Linked DNA regions of Homo sapiens: all the other regions are linked to region 3. Evidence: chromatin loops called from intact Hi-C (ENCODE). Cell type or tissue: PC-9. All regions are shown on one strand.

Region 1 (4,000 bases), 63 kb before region 3:
CTTGACATAATTTTATTTGCTTTTTGTTTCACTCTACAATGTCACCATTTAGGAGAGCAATTATTTTGGTTGCATTATTTATGGAACTTTGAAAGATTTTTGTGGTTAAATTAATTTAAGAAATCATTCCCATTGTGCATCTTTTCTGTTCAGATATAATCTGAGGCAGTGAAAGAAACAGCAATGATTCTGAAAGCAGTCACTTACATGCCCTCTGATAAAGGCATTGTTCAAGGTTCATTACTCACACCTAACTTTCAGTCTACTGGAAATGAAAGGCACAGAGTTGGGGGCCTGTGATCAAGCCACAAGAGAGGACTATACCAGCTACTCTGGGACTTCAGGGCACGAAGAGATGACCTCCCCTTTAGACTCTGCTCAACGACGAAGGAATGAGTTGGTCCATGGGAACCTGAGGAGCAGAAATTCCGGGAGCCTTTAACTGGGACGGAGCAAGGACTGTAGAGCAAGTCATTGGAAAGGGAAATGGTTCATCTGGTCTGTCACAGAAGATAGTGGATAGAAAGGTCATATAATCCCCAGTTCCCTGGCTGATTTGCTTCCTTATGATACTATTTTGCAGCAGCGTACCGTCATCTCACACCACTCCTCTACCTCTTCCAGAATCATCTCCTCCCTCTCTGCTGCTCAGATCAGCACATGTGCATTGCACAAGCTATTCTTTTACTGTAGCAGACCTTTTGCTGGTCTTAATTATATCCATCCTTATTTTCCCATTAGATACTGCTCCCTCCATGATTGCTTATTGCCTTGCAAGGGATCCTTTACCCCCCGCCCCCAGACAGAGTCTCACTCTGTCGCCCAGGCTGGAGTGCAGTGGCGCAATCTCGGCTCACTACAAGCTCTGCCTTCCGGGTTCACGCCATTCTCCTGCCTCAGCCTCCCGAGTAGCGAGTAGCTGGGACTACAGGCGCCCGCCACCACGCCCGGATGATTTTCTGTATTTTTTAGTATAGAGACGGGGTTTCACCGTGTTAGCCAGGATGGTCTCTATCTCCTGACCTCGTGATCCGCCCGCCTTGGCCTCCCAAAGTGCTGGGATTGCAGGCAGAAGCCACTACGCCTGACCAAGGGATCCTATTTTTTATATCCCAGTTTTACTTTTTATTAACACATATCTGACCCCATCTTGAAGGTAATCACATTATCTGCCTAGACTTTTGCTAATCTTTATTTTTATGGTACCATTGTCATTTGGGGGGACATATTTGTTTATCTTTGGTAATGGAAATGAAATTACGTTACACTTCACTTTCTGTGTTTTCTTCCTACTTTAGGGTAAATATTATTTCCTTCTATTCTTCCTATTCTATTCCTCTCTCTTTAGATAGTTTTAAGGGAGAAAATGTCAGTGAGACTGTAACTGCAGCTATGGGGTAAGAATTATTTAGAATGAGGGTGGGATATTAAGCTTGATAACTCAAAGGAACAGTCAGGGTTAAAACTAATGTTGGGATCGGGGTTCAGAGAAGTTGCTTGTAAAACCTGCAGGATGGCACTTCTGGAATAGTCTCCCGGCTCCCTCTGCAGACACTTCCCAGCATCCCTTGGGCCATTTCCCTTGCAAAAGCAATGATGAAATTTCACTTATTGGCCACAAGATGGCACTGTGGTCCACTGGGCTCTAAGAGACTCTGGGGAGAGCCTGGGAGAGCAGCCTAGGAAGGAAAGGGTTAAGAAAAATCAGGGCTGGCATCCAATATCATGCAGATGTTGCAGCAGTTTTCAGTTATTGCTAGACTACCTACAGTTATACAACATACAGGAAATACCTCTAATCTTTAATGAGATCCACAGTTGAAGAAGTTTGGCCTGGCAGCCTTGGTGTCAAGGGCAGGTGCAGACAGAGGAGCAACTATCTCAGAGGAAAATGGGAAAGTGAGGGGTGGGCTGTGGCTTAAGCCCAGTGCGTCTCTGCTGCACCCCATCTTCCCTGCAGCTCTCACCAGGCAACAGCCTCCATGAGAGTAGGTGGATCCTGCCTGAGCCCAGTCAGAATGCCCCAGACTAGGTGAACTCTGTAGGCATGGGGAGTAACACAACAGGCCCACCTTTCACACGTTTCCAAAGTCTAGGCTCCAAGCCTTTTTTTCCCCTTTCCTCTGCAGAGTCCTGCCACTTCTGAAGCCTTGTCCTCACTTTCTGCCTGCCTCTCCCACAGCCCCCATGGAGGCAGGGATCAGCCAGATACCAAGATATCACAGACACACAGGGAAAAAGATCATCCTGAAATTTGCTCAGATTAGGAACCATTATTCAGTGTTCTGTTATCAATAAGACCAAGAATAGGGGCTGAGGCTGATCCATTATTCAGGTAGTATTGGCAGCATGACCAAAGGCGGTGCCAAGGAAGGGTACAATGTCTCTGGAAACAAGCTCAAGCATTTTCCCTCAACCCTGGAGTCTACTAGCACCAGCCAGACCTCTGTACCTCTGTGGCAGTGCATCCGCAGCCCTGCACAGCCAGCTGCTCTCTGCACAAAAAAGGGCAGCCACAGGCTGGAGGTGGGCACTCCTTCCCAAGGCCTCTATCTCAACCAGGAGATAAAGATGCCTTTTTTGAAGCTCTTCTCAGATGTCCCAGCAATGGGCTCCCAGTCTGTGCATCCTCCTGCAGCAGGAACTTCAGTGTGAGCTGAGGTCCATCACTGTGATGTGGATGCACGAATGCAAACAACACTTAATGTTATTTTACTCAATTCAGAATATTCTGGCAGTTGCGTAAAATAGGAATAGTAGCTCCCAAAATGAAATTTGTGTCTCATTTTCTTTATGAGAGAAAAGAAAAAAAAACAGAAAGCAGCTGGGCAGCTTTAACCTGCTTGAGTGATCTGGGATTCTACAAGTCTACAAGTGGTACAAAGAACATCACCTTGGCCTGGATGCCAATGGATACCAAACACTACAAAAAGTATTGAAAACAATTTATAAAAGACCTAAATAAACAATCTACTTATAGGAAATGTTAGTAGATCCATCGCATAGTGCCATTATACCTGACGATGATCAACTAGTGAAATTATTATGTAGAGATTATCAGCTAAGCCTCTACTTATTACCTCTGAGCATAGAGCAGTGTTTGAGCCTTCTGAGGGTATCTTAAGGAAGGAACTTAATTCTTACCATTACTTTGGCTTGGATTAAAATCCATGAGCTTGTCGTTTTTATTGTAAAATATTACAGAATAATAATGATCAAACGTTTTATTTTCCTCTAGCGTTTATTCCTCTTTAGAACGTGCAGGTTGAAGCTCACACACATGAGCAGGGTTCCTTAAGATGAGATCCATTAACTCCAGGACTGGGAGGTACACAGCTGGCCTTCACAGGAAGTGCAAACCCCAAATGCAGTGACCCCTCCTGTGTCTACGCTGTGCCCAATACCCCTCTGTGAGGCTGCCATAAAGGCGGGCAGGCTCCTTGCTTGGCAAAAAAATCAGTTCACCAATTGGCCACTTTGCTGAAGACCAGAATAAAAGGCTAAATTGTGAGAATGATGAATGCCCAATTCCCAAATTGTGAAATGTGTAACAGTTCACGATTCTTGGAATAATTTCAACCATGTGTGGTTTGTTTTTTTTTTTAAGTTTTTCTTTGTCGACAGCTTTCTTTCGGCCACTGATCCTCAGTTGTTTCCCAGCCGCCTTGTCAGCTGATCTCATTTTGATGCTAATTTTTTTTTTTTTTTTGCTAGCTTTGGGATTATTTGTTCTTGTTTTACTATGTCCTCTAAGTGTGGTGGTAGGTTGCTAATGTGAGATCTCTCTAACTTGTTTATGTGGGTGTTTCGTTCTGTAAACAATACTCCTAACACTGCTATAGCTGTGTCCCAGAGATTCTAGTATATTTAATCTTGGTTTTCATTAGTGCCAAAGAATGTCTTGTTTTCTACCTTCATTTTATGGCTTACCCAAGTCATTCACTAGCAGATTGTTTAATTTCCATGTAATTGTATGATTTTGAGAGATCTTATAACTCTT
Region 2 (4,000 bases), 95 kb after region 3:
AGGATCACACACTCTGATCTTATCATGAAAATAATGAGGTATGCTATAGTTGCTGTGGCCTCATTTTAGTATGTTTAGTAGGAAGCATTGAAGAAGTTTGAAGCTTTTCTCTTTAGTCTATGGCTTGTATGACTCAAAAGAAGTAAATAGGCATACTTTTCCCAGCTCCCTGTTCAGTGAAGCCATGCTGGGAGCTTGAAATCTGCCATGGTGGGTATGTTGGTACAACAGAAATTAGGAAATGCTACCAGCCATGCCCCCACCTTCACAGACACACAGTTTATCAGCACATTACTGGGGTATTTTCTGATGTCCCTCTTATGCCATTTCTGAGCTAGGCCAATATAGCTCAGAATTTATTTCCCCACTACTCTTGTTCTTAGAACCCATCACCTAAGGGGCCGTCAATTGTTCCTATTTCCATTCAACTCCCAAATTCTCTTGCACTGTAGCTCTGTGTTTCCTTCAAGAATGCCAGTCTGGAACATGACAACTATTTTGAATGTACCTAAAGGTATCACTGAACCAGTTCATTATTTACAAATTATCTTTCCTCACATGGAATATTCAGATGCTGGAGTCATTGGGAACAGAGATGGCCAAGCAGCAACTCTGGGTTGTGAACCACATAGAGCCCCGCTATTCTTCTATGTCACTGACAGACCCTGAAACAAGGACTATTTTGCTTTAGAAACTAAGCAGCTCCACACCAGTCAGGAATGACTCTGCTTTTACTTTAGGCTGAGAGATCAGAAGGATCACATCCTCAGTATTCTCCTCTCCTGGACTGAGTGTGGCCACTCTCCATCTCAGTCCCTGGAAGTTGTCCAGAGTTCCCTGAGAATCCCTGCTCTGGGGCAGAATCACCAAGGCTCATCCTCACCAGCTCCCCACAGGCTCCAGCAGGGCTTTCCTGCCAGGTGTAGGGCACAGGAATGGCTCTGTCTGTCTCTCAGGTAGAGGGAGGCCAAACAGTGATGTTTGTATAAGAGGGACTGGGTTTCTGTGTCTCCATTAAAGTATTTGACAATATTTTCTTTGTTTTTTTTTTTTTTTTGGTTTATTTTTCCATCTCGCCAATGAGGAGAGCAATCCCTTGGTAGTTATATTGTTTTTGGCACTTGGGAAGGTTTTTGTGGTTAAGTCACATTAAGAAATTGTGCCTTTTTTTCCTGTTCAGCTGTAACCCAAGGCAGTGAAAGAAACAGCAATAATTTTGAAAGCAGTTACTTGTGTATCTTATGATAAAGGTGTTAAGTTTCATTGCCCACATCTAACTTTCAGTCTAGTGGAAATGAAAAGGCACAGTTAGGGGGCATGTGAGCATGCCATGAGAGAGGTCAATGCCAATTGAGAAGTCTGTGCCAATCCCCAGTACTGTGGGATTGAAGGGGAGGGAGAGATGACCTCTCCTTCAGACCATGGTCAACAAGGAAGGAGAGGGAGTTCATCCATGGGAACCTGAAAAGCAGCAAATCCCAGGGGCATCTAACTTCAGGTGCAGGAGCAAATCCTTGGAGAGGAAAATGGTCCAGTTCAGCTGTCACGGGAGACAGGAGAAAGCAAAGTCATCTAATCCACAGTCCCCTGGCTGATTTGCTTCCTTATGATACTATTTTGCATCAGCGTGTCCTCATCTCCCGCTGCTCCTCTGCCTCTTCCAGTGTCATCTCTTCCCTGTTTGCTGCTCAGATCAGTGGATGTGCATTGTACAAGGTGATCATTTCCTATAGCAGTCCCTTTGCTACTCTTAGTTATATCCATCCTTATTTTCTGCATTAGGTACTGCTCCCTCCACCATTGCTTATTGTCTTGTAACAGGTCTCGTTTTATATATTTCAATTTTACTTTTTATTAATAGACATTTGACTTCATCTTTTGCTGATCTATACTTTTGGGGTAACATTGTCATTTTTGGAGGATGTTTTTGTTTATCTTTAGTGATTCAGATTAAATAATCTCTTTATACTTCAACGTCTGTGTCTTCTTACTATTTAAAACCAAATATTATTTCCTTTCATTCCTCTCATTCTGTTCCTCTTTCTTTAGATGGTAGTTTTAAGGGAGAAAAAGTTTGGCTATAACTGAAGCTATGTGATAAGAGTTATTCAGAATGAGGGTGGGATATCAAGATTGGTAACTCAAAGCAATAATTAGGGTTAGAACTAATGTAGGACTTAGGGTTTAGGGAAGCTGCTCATAAAACCTGCGGGATGGCACCTCTGGAATATTCTGGCAGCTCACTCTGCAGACACTTCCCAGCATTCCTTGGGCCATTACAGAATTAAACAATGATGAAGCTTCACTTATTGGCCACAAGATGGCAGTGTGGTCCACTGCGATGTAAAGGGCTCTGGGCAGTCTGGGGGAGCAGCCTAGGAGGGAAAAGGTTAAGAAAAATTAGGGTTTGTATTCAATATTATGCAGATGTTGCAGGAGTTTTCAGTTATTGCTAGGCTACCTACAGCTATGCAAGAGGCAGGAAGTCCCTCTAATCTTTAATCAGATCTACAGTTGAAGAATTTTGGCCAGGCAGCCTTGGTGTCGGGGCATGTGCAGACAGAGGAGCAACTGCCTCAGAGGAAAAGGGAAAAGTGAGAGGCAGGCTGTGCCCTGAGCCCAGTGGGTCTCTGCTGCACCTCATCTTCCCTGCAGGTCTGGCCAGGCAACAGCTTTAACCTGCTTGAGTGATCTGGGATTCTCCAAGTTCATAAGTCTTACTGATAACATCAACTTGGCTGAGGTTCCATTGGAAATCAAGCACATGTTCTCTGGAGGACAAAAAGTATTGACAAAAATTTCTGAAACACCTCAGTAAACAAACTATTGAAGGAAAATATTAGTAGATGCACCAAACTGTGCCGTTAGAGATGAAGATAATAGACTAGTAGAATTTTACAAAGGAGACTATAAATAAGTCTCTACTAAGTATTTGTGGGCATCAAGCAGTGTCTGAGTCCTCTCAGGGTAGATTAAGGAAGGAATTCAGCTATTATCATGACTTTGGCTTGGATGAAAATCCATGAAGTCCTCAATTGATTTTCTTGTAAAATATTACAGAATAATATTGAGCAAACATTTTATTTTTCTCCAGCCTGTATCCCTCTTTAGCACTAACAGGTAAAGCAGACACCTAGAGGCACGGTTTCTTTAGTTGGGATCCATTAACTGTAGGACTGGGAGGTCCATAGCTGGGCTTCACAGGGAGTTCAAACCCCACGTGCAGGGAACTCCGTGTGTCTGTGCTGTGCCCAACTCCCGTCTGTGAGGCTGAAAAGGGGGAGTGCCGGGTCTCCCAGTACCCCACTCACAAAGTGGGGAGCAGGCTGCTTGCTGGGCAAAAAAATCAATTCAAAAATTGGCCAATCTGTTCAAAGCCAAAATGAAAGGAAAGTCTGAATTGTGAGACTGATGAATGCCCAATTTCCCAAGTTATGAAATTTGTAGCAGCTCATGGTTCTCAGAATGATTTCAATAGCATATGAAGATATTGTAAAAAGCTTTTGTTTGTCTACAGCTTTCCTTGATTTTGATCCTAGTTGTTTTTCGGCCCACTCATCAGTTGAGCTTATTTTGATGCCAAATTTCAATGTTGCCACTTCAGTCACCAAGCACTTCTCACATTCTCCATAACTTACACAGATATGTGTGTTCCTGTCTTTTCTTATTTTTGTGTGATTCATTTTTAAATTGGGCTGTGCAGAATACAAGCATACATTTGTAAGTGAATCCCATATTTTATGATTTAGCTGTTTACTTTTTAGTAATACTTTTTATTAAAGTATAATAGAGAGTAAAACAGAAATATTAATACAAGGACATCCTGGTACATTTTGACAAATGCATATGCCAGTGCAATAGTAACTGAAATGATTATAAAAAAAATTCTGTCATGCAGGAAAGTGTCGTCATGCTCCTTTCCAATCAATTTCTATCCCAGAGATAAAAATTGTATTTATTTATTTATTTAGAGACAAGAGTCTCACTCTGTCACCCAGGC
Region 3 (4,000 bases):
ATAAAATGAGTTGATTTATTCTGTAGTAGTTGGGAACTTGTTTAAAAAAATGGAGAAAGAAATTGTTGAAAACCCTAACTCCCTCAAGAGGTCTGGGAATCCTGTAGCTTACATGGAATAGAAACTGAAAGGGAATCGCTTGAACCCAGGAGGCGGAGGTTGCGGTGAGCAGAGAACATGCCATTCCACTCCAGCTTGGGTGACAAGAGCGAAACTACATCTCAAAAAAAAAGCATGATCAAATTTGAATCATAGCCAAATCTTACAAAAATTTTATGTGAAATATTTAATTTTGCCAAAAAAAAAATTGATGCAATGACCTCTACCCTTGTTCACCTTTTTTTATCTTCACTATGTCACAGAGAGTTTGGCACATAATAGATGATAAGTAAATTTATTTTGACTCTATTGAGTAAATGACAATAATATTTCACATTCTCTCAATATAATAGTTGAATTCTATGTGTACTTTCTTACTTAGCAGAGTTTCACTTCAAAAGGGGCTTCGTCCTCCACATGAAATACAACAGAGAGTCATTATGGCTAGTCTCAATTTTCCATACAACTTCTGCAATATTCCAAGCAAATGTGTTTCCCCAGTCAGGATTAATGACCAATGTTACACAGTATCCTAACCACATCTAAAGCTGGAATTTGCAAACATCCTTTTGGAACAAAGAAATTTATGTTATAATAGTATTTATCCAGTCTCATGATCTGGTAAAATAAATTCTTCACCACAACCACATTTTCCCAAAACCACATTTTTTGAGGCTGGAAACATCATCATCTCAGAAAGCACCCTAAAACACTGTAAGAAAAATTCACCGTGCTCGGTAATAGAATCTTATCATCCTTGCAATAAGAAGATACCGTGTGTATGAGTGCGAGTGTGAGAGTGTGCATGTGTTTATATGTGTGAGTGTGTACACGTGTGTGTGTGCATTTTCTCATGGAGACTCATCCACATGAAAATAGTTTCTCTTTGGATTTCATTACTAAGAGGCACTGGGTGATTGGTGGAGCTCATAGGCAGTTCTGGGGAGTGACAGGAAATGTCAGACCACTCAATCTGCCTAAGTTATAGCTGATAGGGTTGTTTATTTCAAGACTTTCTATAAATTAAGAATTAAATATGAAAAAGCCCAGAGACCTCCATTATAAAATGCACTATCTAAAATTCTGTAAATAATCCAAGTACAAAATATGAAGAGATATGTGTCTGATCAATCAAAAGGAGACATGGAATATCGCGTTTCCAGGCTGGATCTGTTTGATCTCTTCAAGCTGTTTTACTTTATGCCCTGTGTTATTCAGGGTTCTCTCTTTCATCTTATCATATGAATTGCAATTATGTAACATTTATCAGCAATCAAAATATTGGTTAATGCACCCTTTTGTCTCCACTGGCTAAGGGTGGATTTGAAGATCAACCCTAAATTGGCCTGCTTGGGAAAGCATTGAGGTTGTGTGTGTGAGAGGGTAGGGTTTGTAGGAGCGGAGATGCGGGAATCCCTGTTCCTGATTTGGACAATCTTGAGCACATCAGTTCAGAAAGTGTGAATCCATGAGACTCTGGACAGTTGGCCACGTGGAGGCACTGTGGCTTCACAATGCAGTGGGGAACCTTGGAGAGCGGTGGGAGGGTGACCCAGGAGAGGAGGGCTGAAGGGAAGCCTGGTTGTCTGCTGGCATCAGCAGGGCAATCTGAGTTCAGAGTGGATCCTGAGTTAAATACTGCCAGAGAAGGGTAGGGGTGCCAAAGGCCTCAATTTGCCCCAAGGAAAAAGTGTCTCTGTGTCTGTATGGACAGTGGAGGGTGCTGAGGCTGGGGTGTCAAGGGCTGGGGAATGCTTCTCAGGACAGGGACAGGGTGGGCAGGCATAGGAAAATAGGGGTTGTTGTGAGCATGTGGGCACTGTGCTGCACCTGCCCCACCTTTCGTTTAGGGGCCCTGCAGACCAGGAATGGAACATGGAATAGCAGAGCCTGAGGCCTGCCTAAGTATGCAGTGAGCTCACAGTGTCCTGCAGGGCCAGTAACTGGAAAGGCCAGTTTCCTATGGAAATGCCAGAAATATTCCTGCCCTGACTGAGGTTCAGGATCTGGTGGCAGCCTTTCCCAGGCACTCTCTGCTGCTTCTTTTTTTTTTTTTTTGAGGGCATCTTGCTTTGCTCTGTCACCAAGGCTGGAGTACAGTGGCTTGATCTCAGCTCACTGCAGCCTCTGCCTCCTGGGTTCAAATGATTCTCCTGTCTCGGCCTCCTAAGTAGCTGGGATTACAGGCACCCACCACAACGCCTGGCTAATTTTTTGTATTTTTAATAAAGATGGGGTTTCGCCATGTTGGCCAGGCTGGTCTCAAACTCTTGACTTCAAACAATCTGCCTGCCTCGGCCTCCCAAAGTGCTGGGATTACAAGTGTGAGCCACTGTGCCCGGCCCCTCTGCTGCTTCTTTATGTGACCTGTTTTAATTCTGACAGAAATCATTCAAAATAAGTATTATCTTACCTGTTTATACATTTGACTGAAGCAGCTTTCCTGGGTCTCACATACGCTTAGATGGAAGAAACCAGACCTGGCATTGGATAGATCAGTAGTAGTGTGACAGTAGTTAACATCAGCCAATTATGCGTTTCAAAATAGTGAGAAGAGAATAATTCAAATGTTCCTAGTCTAAAGAAAAGATAAATATTTAAGATAATGCCTATCCCAATGACCATGATTTGATTATACAAATGTATCAATGATCATATCTACCTAAAAAATATGTACATCTAATATACATCAATAAATAGTGAATTAAAAAAAAGATAACTGGCTGAAGCCTGTTCCTCCAACACCTCTATCCACTGTTCCCACTCTGTAGATTTGTCCTCTCACCTGGCCTTCCGTTTCCAGGTCCCCATTAGCAGGAGGGGAAGATTATGCCACATATGTGATCATTATAGCCTCTCCACTGACAAGTCCAAGGAGGATATGACTTCCAGGCAAAACATCTTTTCATCTTTCATTGTGACAAAAATCAAGGTTCAGTTTTCTCCACTATAGCAGTTCTATGGGTGAGGCCATGTGATTGCTTTTATGGAGGCTGTGTGAGGAGGGAGGTTTCTCAGCTGCACAGCAAGGAAATAAGATGTTGTTTAAGGAAAGCACAGTCTTCCAGTACCTGATGCAATTTACCATGAGGGAAAAGACACAAATAATTGCTATTCATTAGTTAATTTTATTATTTTTTAATAAGACACAAAGTCATCTAAAATGCAAAGATAGTAGTCTGATAATTAGGTAAAACTAACATAAATGGTTGTGTCTTAAGGGAAAGTAAAAATGTTGCCCCTTACAGCACTTCCTGGTTGATACTGAGTCTGATATGCAAGAAGGTGTGATGCTCCCAGAAAGCTGTGAATTCAGAGCAATCAGCAATCCCACAAAAGAGCTGATAGAAGAATGGGCGGTTTTATTAGAAAGAAGAGGAGCCTCTAGTGCCTTCCACGACATCCTCACTGCCCACCTCTGATTTCAGGCTTGCTGTAGTGGACAGTTGTGTGCAAGTCCCCATTCGCCTCGATCTGGCAGTGCCCTTCCACAGGTGCATGCTGGGAGTCTCTCTGCTTCTTCCCCAGGGCTGTTCCATGATATTATCTGAGCCCACCTGGCCTGTACTCAAAGACAGCCAGAGCTCCTGATGCCCCTGCTGAGACAGAGGACTAATGCTCCAGCCTGCCCATTCATGCAGAAACTTCAGACAGCATTCTGTGTGCTCCTGAGAGGCCCTGATGGATTCCATCTCCTATTGCTCCAACACAAACTCTTTTGTTGTTTGTGCACTTTTATCCTGGCTTCTTCCTTCCCTATTTTATGTTTCGTTCCTACTTCTTCTTCCTGGAATCATTTCCCGAATAAGCTACATGCACCTAAGTCCCCATCACAGACTTTCTCTTCAGGGATAGCCTATACTGTGGCAGTGATGGGATGAAGCCACCATCCAAAGACCCT
Region 4 (4,000 bases), 57 kb after region 3:
GTCAAAGGCTAGCGGCTCCCCAACCAACCAACATAGCTATTTGCTCTGTGATCTTGGCAGCTTCAGAGGACTCAGAAATCCTTTCTCTGCACAAACATCCCTTTGTCCATTCCAAGATCCAGGATCACACACTGATCCTATCATGAAAACAATGAGGTGTGCTATAGTTGCTGTGGCCTCATTTTAGTATGTTGAGTAGGAAGCATTGACGAACTTTGAAAGCTTTGCTCTTGAGTCTAGGGATGTGCTGGAGCCAGCTTGTATGAGTCAGAAGAATCAAATAGGCATACTTTTCCCAGCTCCCTGTTCAGTGAAGCCATGCTGGGAGCTTGAAATCTGCCATGGTGGGTATGTTGGTACAACAGAAATTAGCAAATGCTACCAGCCATGCCCCCACCTTCACAGACACCCAGTTTATCAGCACATCACTGGAGTATTTTCTGATGTCCCTGTTATGCCATGTCTTTTAGGGACAAAAGGGCTCAGAATTTATGTCTCCTCTACTCTGTTCTTAGAAGCCATCATCTAAGGGGGCCTTGATTGCTCCCATTTCTATCCAGCTCCCAAATTCTCTTGCTCTGTAGCTCTGTGTCTCCTGCAAGCACGCCAGTCTGGAACATGACAACTATTTTGAATGTAACTAAAGGTATCACTGAACCAGTTCATTATTTACAAATTATCTTTCCTTGCATGGAATATTCAGATGCTGGAGTCATTGGGAACAGAGATGGCCAAGCAGCAACTCTGGGTTGTGAAACACTTACAGCCCCGCTATTCTTCTGTGGCAACGAGAGACCCTGTAAAAAGGACAATTTTGCTTTGGAGACTAAGCAGCTCCCCACCAGTCAGGAATGACTCTGCTTTTACTTTAGGCTGAGAGGTCAGAAGGGTCACACCCTCAATATTCTCCTCTCCAAGACGGAGTGTGGCCACTCTCCATCTCAGTCCCTGGAAGTTGTCCAGAGCTCCCCGAGAATCCCTGCTCTGGAGGCAGAATCACCAAGGCTCATCCTCACCAGCTCCCCACAGGCTCCAGCAGGGCTTTCCCACCAGGTGCAGGGCACAGGAATGGCTCTGCCTGTCTCTTAGGTAGAGGGAGGCCAAACAGTGATGTTTGTATAAGAGGGACTGGGGTTCTGGGTCTCCTTTAAAGTATTTGACAAAATTTTCTTTGTTTTTGTTTTATTGTGCCATCTCACCAATGAGGAGAGCAATCCCTTGGTAGTTATATTGTTTTTGGCACTTGGGAAGGTTTTTGTGGTTAAGCCACATTAAGAAATTGTGCCTTTACAGGAAATTGTGCTGTACAGGAAAGTTCAGCTGTAACCCAAGGCAGTGAAAGAAATAGCAATAATTTTGAGAGCAGTTACTTGGGTATCTATGATAAAGGTGTTAAGTTTCATTGCCTACATCTAACTTTCAGTCTAGTGGAAATGAAAAGGCACAGTTAGGGGGCATGTGAGCATGCCATGAGAGAGATCGATGCCAATTGAGAAGTCTGTGCCATTCCCCAATACTGTGGGATTGAAGGGGAGGGAGAGATGACCTCTCCTTCAGACTGTGCTCAACAAGGAGGGAGTGGGAGTTCATCCATGGGAATCTGACGAGGAGCAAATCCCAGGGGCCTCTAACTCAGGGTGCAGGAGCAAATCCTTGGAGAGGAAAATGGTCCAGTTCAGCTGTCACAGGAGACAGGAGAAAGCAAAGTCATCTAATCCACAGTCTCCCGGCTGATTTGCTTCCTTATGATGCTATTTTGTACCAGCGTGTCCTCATCTCCCGCTGCTCCTCTGCCTGTTTCAGAATCATCTCTTCCGTGTTTGGTGCTCAGATCAGTGGATGTGCATTGTACAAGCTGATCATTTCCTGTAGCAGCCCCTTTGCTAGTCTTAGTTATATCCATCCTTATTTTCTGCATTAGGTACTGCTCCCTCCACCATTCATTGCTTATTGCCTTGTAAGAGGTCTCGTTTTATATATTTCAATTTTACTTTTTATTAATAGATATTTGACTTCATCTTTTGCTGATCTATACTTTTGGGGTAACATTGTCATTTTTGGAGGACGATTTGTTTATCTTTAGTGATTCAGATTAAATAATCTCTTTATACTTCAATGTCTGTGTTTTCTTCCTATTTTAAGCCAAATATTATTTCCTTTCATTCCTCTCCTTCTGTTACTCTTTCTTTAGATGGTAGTTTTAAGGGAGAAAAAGTTAAACTATAACTGGACCTATGTGATAAGTGTTATTCAGAATGAGGGTGGGATATTAAGATTGGTAACTCAAAGCAATAATCAGGGTTAGAACTAATGTTAGACTTAGGGTTTAAGGGAAGCTGCTCATAAAACCAGCGTGATGGCACTTCTGGAATATTCTGGCAGCTTCCTCTGCAGACACTTCCCAGCATTCCTTGGGCCATTACAGAAGAAACAATGTTGAAACTTCACGTATTGGCCACAAGATGGCAGTGTGGTCCACTGAGCTCGAAAGGTCTCTGGGGAGTCTAGGAGAGCATCCTAGGAGGGAAAGGGTTAAGAAAAATTAGGGCTTGGATCCTGTATTATGCAGATGTTGCAGCAGCTTTCAGTTATTGCTAGGCTACCTACAGCTATGCAAGAGACGGGAAGTCCCTCTAATCTTTAATGACATCTACAGTTGAGGAATTTTGGCCGGGGCAAATTTTGGTCAGGGGCAGGTGTAGAGGAGCAACTGCCTCAGAGGAAAAGGGAAAAGCGAGGGGTGGGCTGTGTCCTGAGCCCAGTGCGTCTCTGCTGCACCTCATCTTCCCTGCAGGTCTGGCCAGGCAACAGCTTTAATCTGCTTGAGTGATCTGGAATTCTAGAAGTTCAGAAGTCGTACTGATAACATCACCTTGGCTGAGATTCCATTGGACACCAGGCATGTGTTCTCTGGAGGACAAAAAATATTGAGAACAAGCTCTAAAACACCTAAGTAAACAGACTACAGAAGAAAAATGTTAGTAGATGCACCAAACTGTGCCGTTAGACCTGATGATAATTGACTAGTAGAATTACCAAAAAGAGACTATAAATAAGTCTCCACTAAGTATTTGTGTTATTGAGAGCAGTGTTTAAGTCTTCTCAGGGTAGATTAAAGAAGGAATTCAGCTATTATCATGACTTTGGCTTGGATGAAAATCCATGAAGTCCTCAATTGATTTTCTTGTAAAATATTACAGAATAATATTGAGCAAACATTTTATTTTTCTCCAGCCTGTATCCCTCCTTAGCACTAACAGGTAAAGCGAATACCTAGAGGCAAGGTTTCTTTAGTTGGGATCCATTAACTGCAGGACTGGGAGGTCCAGAGCTGGGCTTCACAGGGAGTGCAAACCCCACGTGCAGGGAACCCCGTGTGTCTGTGCTGTGCCCAACTCCCCTCTGTGAGGCTGTCGAAGGGAGAGGGCCGGGTCACCCGGGAACCCCACTCACAAAGAGGGGAGCAGGCTGCTTGCTGGGCAAAAAAATCACTTCACCAATTGGCCAATCTGTTGAAAGCCAAAATGAAAGGAAAGTCTGAATGTGAGAGTGATGAATGCCCAATTTTCCAAGTTATGAAATGTATAGCAGCTCATGGTTGTCAGAATGATTTCAACAGCATATAAAGATATTGTAAACAGCTTTTGTTTGTCTATAGCTTTCCTTGATATTGATCCTCAGTTGTTTTTCAGCCCACGCATCAGTTGAGCTTATTTTGATACCAAATTTTAAAGTTGCCACTTCAGTCACCAAGCACTTCTCACATTCTCCATAACTTACAGATATGTGTGCTCCTGTCTTTTCTTATTTTTGTGTGATTCATTTTTAAATTGGGCTGTACAGAATACAAGCATACATTTGTAAATGACTCCCATATTTTATGCAATTAACTGTTTACTTTTTAGTAACAATTTTATTTAAGGTTTAACTAATAGAGATAAAAACAGAAATATTAATACAAGGACAACATGGTAAATTTTGACAAATGCATATGCCAGAG
Region 5 (4,000 bases), 590 kb after region 3:
GAATGGTGAATTAACTCATTTTATTTTGAAACTCCTCTGTGCTTAGCTTTTGACTGAATTTAAATTTCTGTTGGAGCAAGCTAAGTTGTTTTAATTTTGATGTTCAAGTCAATTAACCTCTTATTGTGACTTTTTGCCTTAGTTATACAAATAAAATTTTATATAATGTTGGAGACTCAATCATTTTGATGCTGACATTTCTTAATCCTACACATGGTCACATACCCTGGAAAGATATACAAGGCTCTGAAAACACAGCTGCCACGGGGAAGTGAGATTGGATGGCTGGGAAAGAGATTGCTTTTCATGTTATTTGTTTTCACGTGGTCCTATACTTGTGTACTTTTTGAACTTTATGCCATATGAATTTATTAATAATTTGACAAATCAATTTAAAACCAACTTTAAAATCAAATTTCAAATGCATGTGGTTCAAAGAAAAGCACCATGATAGAATTGAAAGAACAGGATCTGGAATTAGGGACCTGAATTTGAATCTCCTCTTGGCGTTTGTGTAGTTAGGAGAACTCGGGCAAGTTACCTGACATCTCTGAATCCCTGTTTTCCTTATCCTTAACGTGGGACAGAGTATTTAATTTACATGGTTTGGTGAGGACAAGGCAGGTAATATCTCTCTGACAGACCTACTTCATGGCATGTGCTCCATGGACTGGTTATATTATTGGTAGCATTCAATATATTCAGTAAAAACAGTATAATGTGTGCCTTCTGTAATCCCCAAGGAGACAGTAAATGTGTTGGTAACATCCCAGTTAAATGCGTACCTGAGAACAGGATTTTCCCAGACATAGCAACATGGGTTTACAGTTTTAACCATTTCACCAACCTCTGCCCCAGGCTCTTCTGGAGGGAATCAACACAGCATTGAATCCCTTTCAATTAACCTTTCTTCTTAAGATCATAGTTCTATCAAACTTTTAAAAATTAGTTAAATTGGCCAGGAGCGGTGGCTCACGCCAGTAATCCCAGCACTTTGGGAGGCCGAGGCGGGTGGATGACCTGAGGTCAGGAGTTCGAGACCAGCCTGGCCAACATGGCGAAACCCCATCTCTACTAAAATAAAAAAAATTAACAGGGCCTATTGGCAGTTGCCTGTAATCCCAGCTACTCAGAAGTCGGAGGCAGGAGAATAGCTTAAACCCGGGAGGCGGAGGTTGCAGTGAGCCAAGATCGCGCCACTGCACTCCAGCCTGAGCAACGAGAGCGAAACTTCGTCTCAAAAAAAAAAAATAGTTAAATTGTGTTTCCCTATTCATGGAAATCATTCTGCTATTATTCTCAGTGAGTGTCTTGGTTCGTGGGTCTCCCTCAAACCATTTTTTAAAATTTGATTTGCTTCAGAATGTCTCTTATTTTTGTTTCAAGTTTTCAAAAAATTGTCCCCGATATTTTCGATCTTTTGTGTTTTTTACTCTCCCCCTCACTCTGGCAATAAGCACAGGCTCTGCCCCCTTTCTCCCTTCATCCTCCGGGGAACAGGCTTTGCAGTCGGAGGCCTGAGCGCCCCGGTACCTCCGCTGCACTACGTAGAGCTGCCACCAGGTGGAGCTGAATCCACACCTCTGAGACCGCACACGCCTCTGACACTTGGCATCGTGGCCTCTCTGGGTCCTGATTCTTTGGAAGGTAGGCGGTAACAACAAACTGTTAATAAAAATTAATTAACTTGGAAAATGAGAAAAATACAATGATAGCAGAAACTATCTCAAGCAAAAATCATTTCATATAATCTCGTCGCTGTAATTAGCAGCATCCACGGAAGACGGTGGCTTCCTCTCATATAGATCCAGTTTAATACCCCAGGCTCAGCCCATTAGTCTCTCCTTCACCTCATTCGTTCTGCAGTGTGTTCCTCTGAGCGCCTCATAGTCACACATCTGCAGGCAGTGCACAATGCCTTTTGCACACGGTCGAGGTCCTTGAACTGAGTACTTTGTGCATGCTATTGGCCTGGAGATTACACAGGCTGCAGAACATGGCTGGCTTGGGAAAGGCAGCACACGGTGGCTACCAAACTCCTTCAGCGGCAGAATTCCCCTAACAAATTGTGAGAATCCCCCACTTGACGCTAAAAGTTATTAAATGGATCCTTTTTATCCCTTCGTTGAGAAAATTCATGCAATACAAAAATTGCAAAATCAGCAATACTCTTCAATGGGTGGGCATTTTCTTTGTAAGAGCATCAGCTGCATACGCTTGAATGTAGCCAGTATTATTTAGTCAGCGCATTGGCAGTGGTTTGTGAGCACCTCACAATAGTGGCTGGGAAACCTCAGGGTAGCTCTTTGGCATCAGCTAGAACCAAGTTGAAATACAATTTCTGTCACTTTCAAGATGTTTCTTAACCTCTGTGGCCCTCACGCTCTTCACCTGTAAAGTGGAGATAATAACCTTTTCTTAGCAAGGCTATTGTATTATAAATAATGTGTGTGATGGATGAAACTGGAGGTCATTATCTTAAGTGAAACAACCAAGACACAGAAAGACAAATACTGCATGTTCTCATTTATAATTGGGAGTTAAATGATGTGCTCACAGAGTGTGGAATAATAGACAATGAAAACTCAGAAGAGTGGGGAGGAAAAGAAGGATGGATGATGGGAAATTACTTAATAGGTACAATAAACATTACTTGAGAGATGGATACCCTAAAAGCCCTAACTACTATGCAATCTATGCATTTAACAAAATTATCTCCTAAATTTAATACAATTTTTTAAAAAAAGCAATAATGTATGCAATGTCTTCATCATGACGGCTGGAAGTATGTTGTCAGTAATGGTAGTCATTATTGCTAAAAGCTAAGTTTCACTCCTAAGCAGCTTTGCTGTTTCTGTGGTATTTAGAGTCTCTCCCATCCTTGCCTACTGGACCCCAGCTTTTCTGCCCTAGTGTCAGCCAGCTGAGCTAGTGTCCCCCGGAATTTGCATGCATGAACTCTCCCTAGCTCCACCAGCCCCTGCCTCTGTTCCTTGTTCCCCAGCCCTGACTTTGTGAATCTTCCTTTCACGGCCTCAAGTCGTCTCCAGTTCTGCTCTAAGCTGAATCATCCTTTCTAATGTATAGTCCTTTCTTCCTTACTCAGTCCCCAAGTCTCCTTCCATCTGTCTCTGTCCCTCCACACATTGAATGGTCTTCAGTTACCTTGATATCTACTCACATGTCTCTCCATCTTCCCCATCTCTCCAATTTCCCACTCAAATTTATATCAACACATCATACATTTATTTTAGCTCAAGGGAAAAAAATATAAATATAATCCATATAAATAAGACACTGGCCCATTTACATCATTAGACAAGTCATTCTTTCTAATTATTTTTTTCATCTGAAACTTCTTCTAACACCTTAATTTTGCACGCTGACTTTAGAAGTGTTTACTTGTATATTTCAACTCGTAACGCCGCATGGTCTACGCATACAGCTTATACTCTCGCTCCCCCCATCACACACAACATTCTAGAAGCATTACTCACCATAATACCACCTTTCTTTCTAGAAAGGCCCAAAAATCACTGCTGCAACATTTTTGATCTGGGCCTCTTCTCTCTTAACATGGCCTGGGTCTCGAGCTTTCTGCAAAGCAGCAGATCTTCGTACACACAGGGGAACAGAGCGGCAGTCAAAAGGCTTGATCAGGCAGCTGTCCGCTGCACTGTGGCCCCTGCCTCACCCCAGGTTTCTGCTTCTGTCGTGCCCAGCCTGCCCTTGGAAGGGCTGGGTAATCTTACTTTGAGTTTGTAGTCTTGCTTATAGATTAATGAACAGACTCCTTCATTTATCAACATTCACTTATTTATGTTTCCTTCCTTTCATATTTTAGTTACACTTTCTGCACCCTGGGAAATTCTTTTTAGGATCTGACTATGAATCTTCCTCTATTTCCATTGGTTCCCTGAGCAATCTAACCAACTTGCAATCTTTGTTACTGTTAATTTGCCTATGACATATAGATATATATATTATTATATACATATTC
Region 6 (4,000 bases), 790 kb after region 3:
TAGGTCTCATATCTGAGAAACCATGGCCTAATCCAAGGTCACAAAGATTTACACTTATGTTCTCTTATATTTACATCTTTGATCCATTTTGAGTTACTTTTTGTATATGGTGTAAGATGGAGGTCTAACTTCATTCTTTTGCATGTGGATATTCAGTTGTTTCACTACCATTTTTTAAGAGTTTTCCTTCCTCCAGATAGTTTTGGCACCCTTGTGAAAATCAATACCTTATTGTCTTTATGACACTTATCACCATCTGAAATTATATTATTTATTTGTTTATTGTCTACCCTTCCCAAACTCCCTTACTCCCTGTATTAGTCTGTTTTCATGTTGCTGATAAAGACATACCCAAGACTGGGAAGAAAAAGAGGTTTAATGGACTTAAAGTTCCACATGGCTGGGGAGGCCTCACAATCATGGAGGAAGGCAAGGCGGAGCAAGTCACGTCTTACATGGATGGTGGCAGGCAAAGAGAGAGCGCTCATGCAGGGGAACTCCTCTTTATAAAATGATCAGATCTTGTGAGACTTATTCACTAACAGGAGAACAGCACAGGGAAGACCTCCCCCCATGATTCGATTATCTCCCACCAGGTCCCTTCCACAACTCATGGGAATTCAAGATGAGATTTGGGTGAGGACACAGCCAAACCATATATCTCCCCTTCCTCCTACCCCCTGCAAACACACATACAAATTCAAATGTACATCTTCTTAAGACAGGAACCTGTCTTATCTACTATTTATCCCCAGGGACATCGTGGGCACTTAATAAATATTTGTTGAATGAATAAAAAGGGCTCCAGTTTTGTTGAAAATTAATGGCCACTGTATGTGTCTATACCCAAGCGCAGGTAATTACTTCATTTAGGGCAAAAAGATTGTTGAACATTGCCTAAATGAGATTTTATAGCCATTTCCTGGGTTGGATGAGAAGAACCTAATTAGGCAAGAAATTACCTCATTGGCAGAAAAAAAAATCCAGCAGAGAATTTTAATGAAAATCCAAATGCAAGTGTGAAGGGACTTTCTGAGACCCTCTGCTTGATAGTCCAATAATACCTCAGTAGGTGTATGGCTTTGGTCAATTCCCCTCACTTCTGAAGGACTTCGTTTACTCACCCCTATATGGGGAGCTCCTGTGCTAAGCCATCTTGCAGGTCACTGGCAGCAGTAGCATTATATCATTCTAATGTTTTGGATTGTTTTTGTTTTTGTTTTTGAGACAGGGTTTCCCTCTGTTGCCCAGGCTGGAGTGCAGTGGCGTGATCACAGCTCACTGTAGCCTCAACCTCCCACCTCAAGCAATCCTCCCACCTCAGTCTCACAAGTAGCTGGGACTATAGATATTCACCATCATATCTGGCTAATGTTTTTTTTTAACAGATGAGGTCTCACTATGATGCCCAGCTGGTCTCAAACTCCTGGCCTCAAGGAATCCTCCTGTCTTGGCCTCCTCTCCTGCCTTGAAATTACTCTGGGGTTCCAAGAGTAAGCCACTTCGCCCAGCATGTTTTGGATTCTTTAGAAATAGCATCTGTAATCAATTAAAGTTAGTCTACTTAAGGACTATAGTTTTCATTTGCAATTTATCTTGCAAAAATATACTGACCAATCTGTTAATTAAAAGTATATGTGGTTGGGGAGAGTGGCACATGCCTATAATCTCAGCTCCTCAGGAAACTGAGGCCAGAGGATCACTTGAGGCCAAGAGTTCGATGCTGTAGTGATGCACCGTGAATGCATCTGTGAATAGCCACTGCACTCCAGCTTGGGCCACATAGCAAGACCCTTTCACTAAAATATATTTTTTTTTAAAGAGGCTTGATTAAGAGACAATATAAATTTTCTCTTGAAAACTGTCTGAAATAACTGATCATAAGTACAAAGAATCAGAGACCTCCTTAGAAGAGAGGAGGTAAAACTCTCAGTCAATTGTCTCAAATAGGTTTTGAAAGGTTTCCCCAGAAGTTTCCTATTTAGAAAGAGCATGCCTGCCCACTAGTGGGCGAATTAAGGAATTGCTCCCTTTTCCGAGAGGCATTCATAAGGCTCCATCTTGTGGTGAAAACTGTTAATAAGCTTTACTGCTAACACATAATCCATTCCTAAGTAAGACCTAGGCCTGGAAGAGCTCATTCAAAACTCCAGGGTCTGCAGAAGCCAGAGACGTCAAGGTGTACGGGCGAACATGGCAGCCGTATGACAAAACAAACCAACTGTCAGGAAAATAATCACTGTGTTTATTTTTCTAAACTAAGACTGCAACCATACCAGATAATGTGTATGTGTATGAATATATATGTGATATTGAAGATTGTATCTTAAATTCAGAATTGAAAAAAAGATAAAATATAAATATTTCATTTCTAGTATTTTATTTTACAATTTGCTCACTTTTTCTTCAGTACCAATATGTCCTTGTTAAACCTGTGTTAAGTTGTATAATGAAAACAGAATTCAGCCTTGACTGGGACCCATTAACTAGAAGTGATAATTAGTCCTAATTAGTTTAATACTGGGAGAGAGCTGTTCAAAAACGTAGATATTTTAAAATATGAGTCTTTGCACAACTGTGAAGATATTTGTAGAAGCCTGGCATTCCAGTGTCACTGTACAAAATGTCCAATCCTATATCACACCATGAGTCATTTTTCACACTATAAGTAGGAATTGACAAGGTGCATTGAACAATGGGAGGTTATCTTCACAAAGTCTGAAATCAATAAGCCATTTTGAGGAATCAGTTTTCAGTGTATCACAATTTTTATCACAGGTTTCAGGCCATCAGTTGTATTTCTAGAAACTAATTCCAACCACAGAAAAGAGGACTTAGTAACGATGCCAGATATGCCTTCCTAAAACATTTTTTTTTCTTTTTTTAACACCCTTGGCAGCAGACTCTATTCTACATTTTATAACTGCTTTGTGGATGCCTTTGCGGGGAAATATTCAAAGTGTTTGTCTACCCCAAAGGTCAATTATATGATAACAATCTTCGCTGCTTAACATAAGCAAAGCTTTTTTCCCTCCAATGATGTGAATAAGTTCATTTCTCTTAACTGTTCAACAATGCTGCTTTGCTTTCAGCCATGACTAAGCCACCCACCCTCTGTGTCATGAGCAGACTGCCATGCTACGTGTCCAATTCATCACACAGTGCATCCAACACTCTGTGCCTGAAGCCCTACAAGGAGATCCAGCTCACAGTATGAACGCTGTGTTCGGGACATCTTCAATTTTTAGCTTCTCGCAGAAAGCAATTCCTGCTAAATAATGCAAGCAAGTAGATGTAAAGCCTGTGTCTTTATATAACTTGCCACCTAGAGTTTAAGTTTTATTGCAAGTCTGATATAAACACTGCTCATCCCAGGAATATCATCCTATAGGCACACAAGTCTTCTGCATTAAATTGTTTGAAAGTTTCCTCTATACACACAAAAAAATTATTTTCTTAATCATTTCCTAAGGTTGTGTCTGTCATGAGCACACTGTCCAAAATATTTTTCAGTCATATAAAAATTCTTAACCCCCATGGTGGTTAATAGAGCTCATTACTACATCTAAATATTACTAAATATGTATCTTCACCAACTGCAATAGCAAATGCCACCATTTAAAAATTTTTTCACATGATTTTTCTTTTCATTTCTTAGTCACATTTCCATTGCATTGAGCAACAGTATTTCTAGTTACATTTACATTTGCACGTGCTTGTATCTTTTCAGGACACACAATTTCCGCTACATTCAGTAGATTCTCTTTTACAACTTGCTATCTGTGAAGAATTTGATGTCCCAGGCAGATTTTTTATTTATGACTTCTTATTTCTTAAACAACCAAGACAAACCTTGTTGACATTACAATTCTCTCTTCAGCTCCTTAGGTTTTGATCACATGTCTCTTCCATGGCCCTCTTCTTTCTTCTTCCAGTGGTTTGTTTCATAATGGCACCTACACTGTTTTCTTAAATTACATCTTTTGCCAAATATGCACAC

What was found. Hi-C counts contacts between places; a loop is a spot of excess contacts. Peaks named below come from ENCODE experiments on the same cell type or tissue, not always from the same donor. Only the 100,000 strongest peaks of a DNase experiment are listed, where the experiment ranks them.
Region 1: it touches region 3 in a loop (9-fold over the local background); 5 of 110 quality-filtered maps call a loop at or near these places.
Region 2: a loop joins it to region 3, with 1.9 times the contacts of the local background. A loop is called at or near these places in 2 of 110 quality-filtered maps.
Region 4: it touches region 3 in a loop (11-fold over the local background); 10 of 110 quality-filtered maps call a loop at or near these places.
Region 5: a loop joins it to region 3, with 5 times the contacts of the local background. A loop is called at or near these places in 6 of 110 quality-filtered maps.
Region 6: a loop joins it to region 3, with 13 times the contacts of the local background. A loop is called at or near these places in 6 of 110 quality-filtered maps.

The regions. Positions count from the first base shown.
Region 1 is chr7:142,356,449-142,360,448 of GRCh38, forward strand. It overlaps TRB and the pseudogene TRBV8-1. Among named protein-coding and RNA genes, the nearest start is that of PRSS58, 100 kb to the left of the region's middle. In PC-9, CTCF peaks have their summits at 1,621 (motif pointing right) and 1,837; a DNase peak (open chromatin) is centred at 1,713; H3K4me3 peaks cover 342 bases; H3K27ac peaks cover 647 bases.
Region 2 is chr7:142,513,840-142,517,839 of GRCh38, forward strand. It overlaps TRB. Among named protein-coding and RNA genes, the nearest start is that of MIR11400, 41 kb to the left of the region's middle. In PC-9, CTCF peaks have their summits at 2,347 (motif pointing right) and 2,549; DNase peaks (open chromatin) are centred at 1,032, 1,465 and 2,422; H3K27ac peaks cover 3,398 bases.
Region 3 is chr7:142,419,139-142,423,138 of GRCh38, forward strand. It overlaps TRB. Among named protein-coding and RNA genes, the nearest start is that of MIR11400, 53 kb to the right of the region's middle. In PC-9, CTCF peaks have their summits at 1,622 (motif pointing right) and 1,829 (motif pointing right); DNase peaks (open chromatin) are centred at 1,593 and 2,043; H3K27ac peaks cover 849 bases.
Region 4 is chr7:142,476,163-142,480,162 of GRCh38, forward strand. It overlaps TRB. Among named protein-coding and RNA genes, the nearest start is that of MIR11400, 3.6 kb to the left of the region's middle. In PC-9, CTCF peaks have their summits at 2,465 (motif pointing right) and 2,666; DNase peaks (open chromatin) are centred at 2,519 and 2,859.
Region 5 is chr7:143,006,542-143,010,541 of GRCh38, forward strand. No RefSeq gene overlaps it. Among named protein-coding and RNA genes, the nearest start is that of OR9A2, 19 kb to the right of the region's middle. In PC-9, CTCF peaks have their summits at 1,551 (motif pointing right) and 1,757; a DNase peak (open chromatin) is centred at 1,590.
Region 6 is chr7:143,213,229-143,217,228 of GRCh38, forward strand. No RefSeq gene overlaps it. Among named protein-coding and RNA genes, the nearest start is that of TAS2R40, 6.8 kb to the right of the region's middle. In PC-9, CTCF peaks have their summits at 2,030 (motif pointing left) and 2,236; a DNase peak (open chromatin) is centred at 2,023.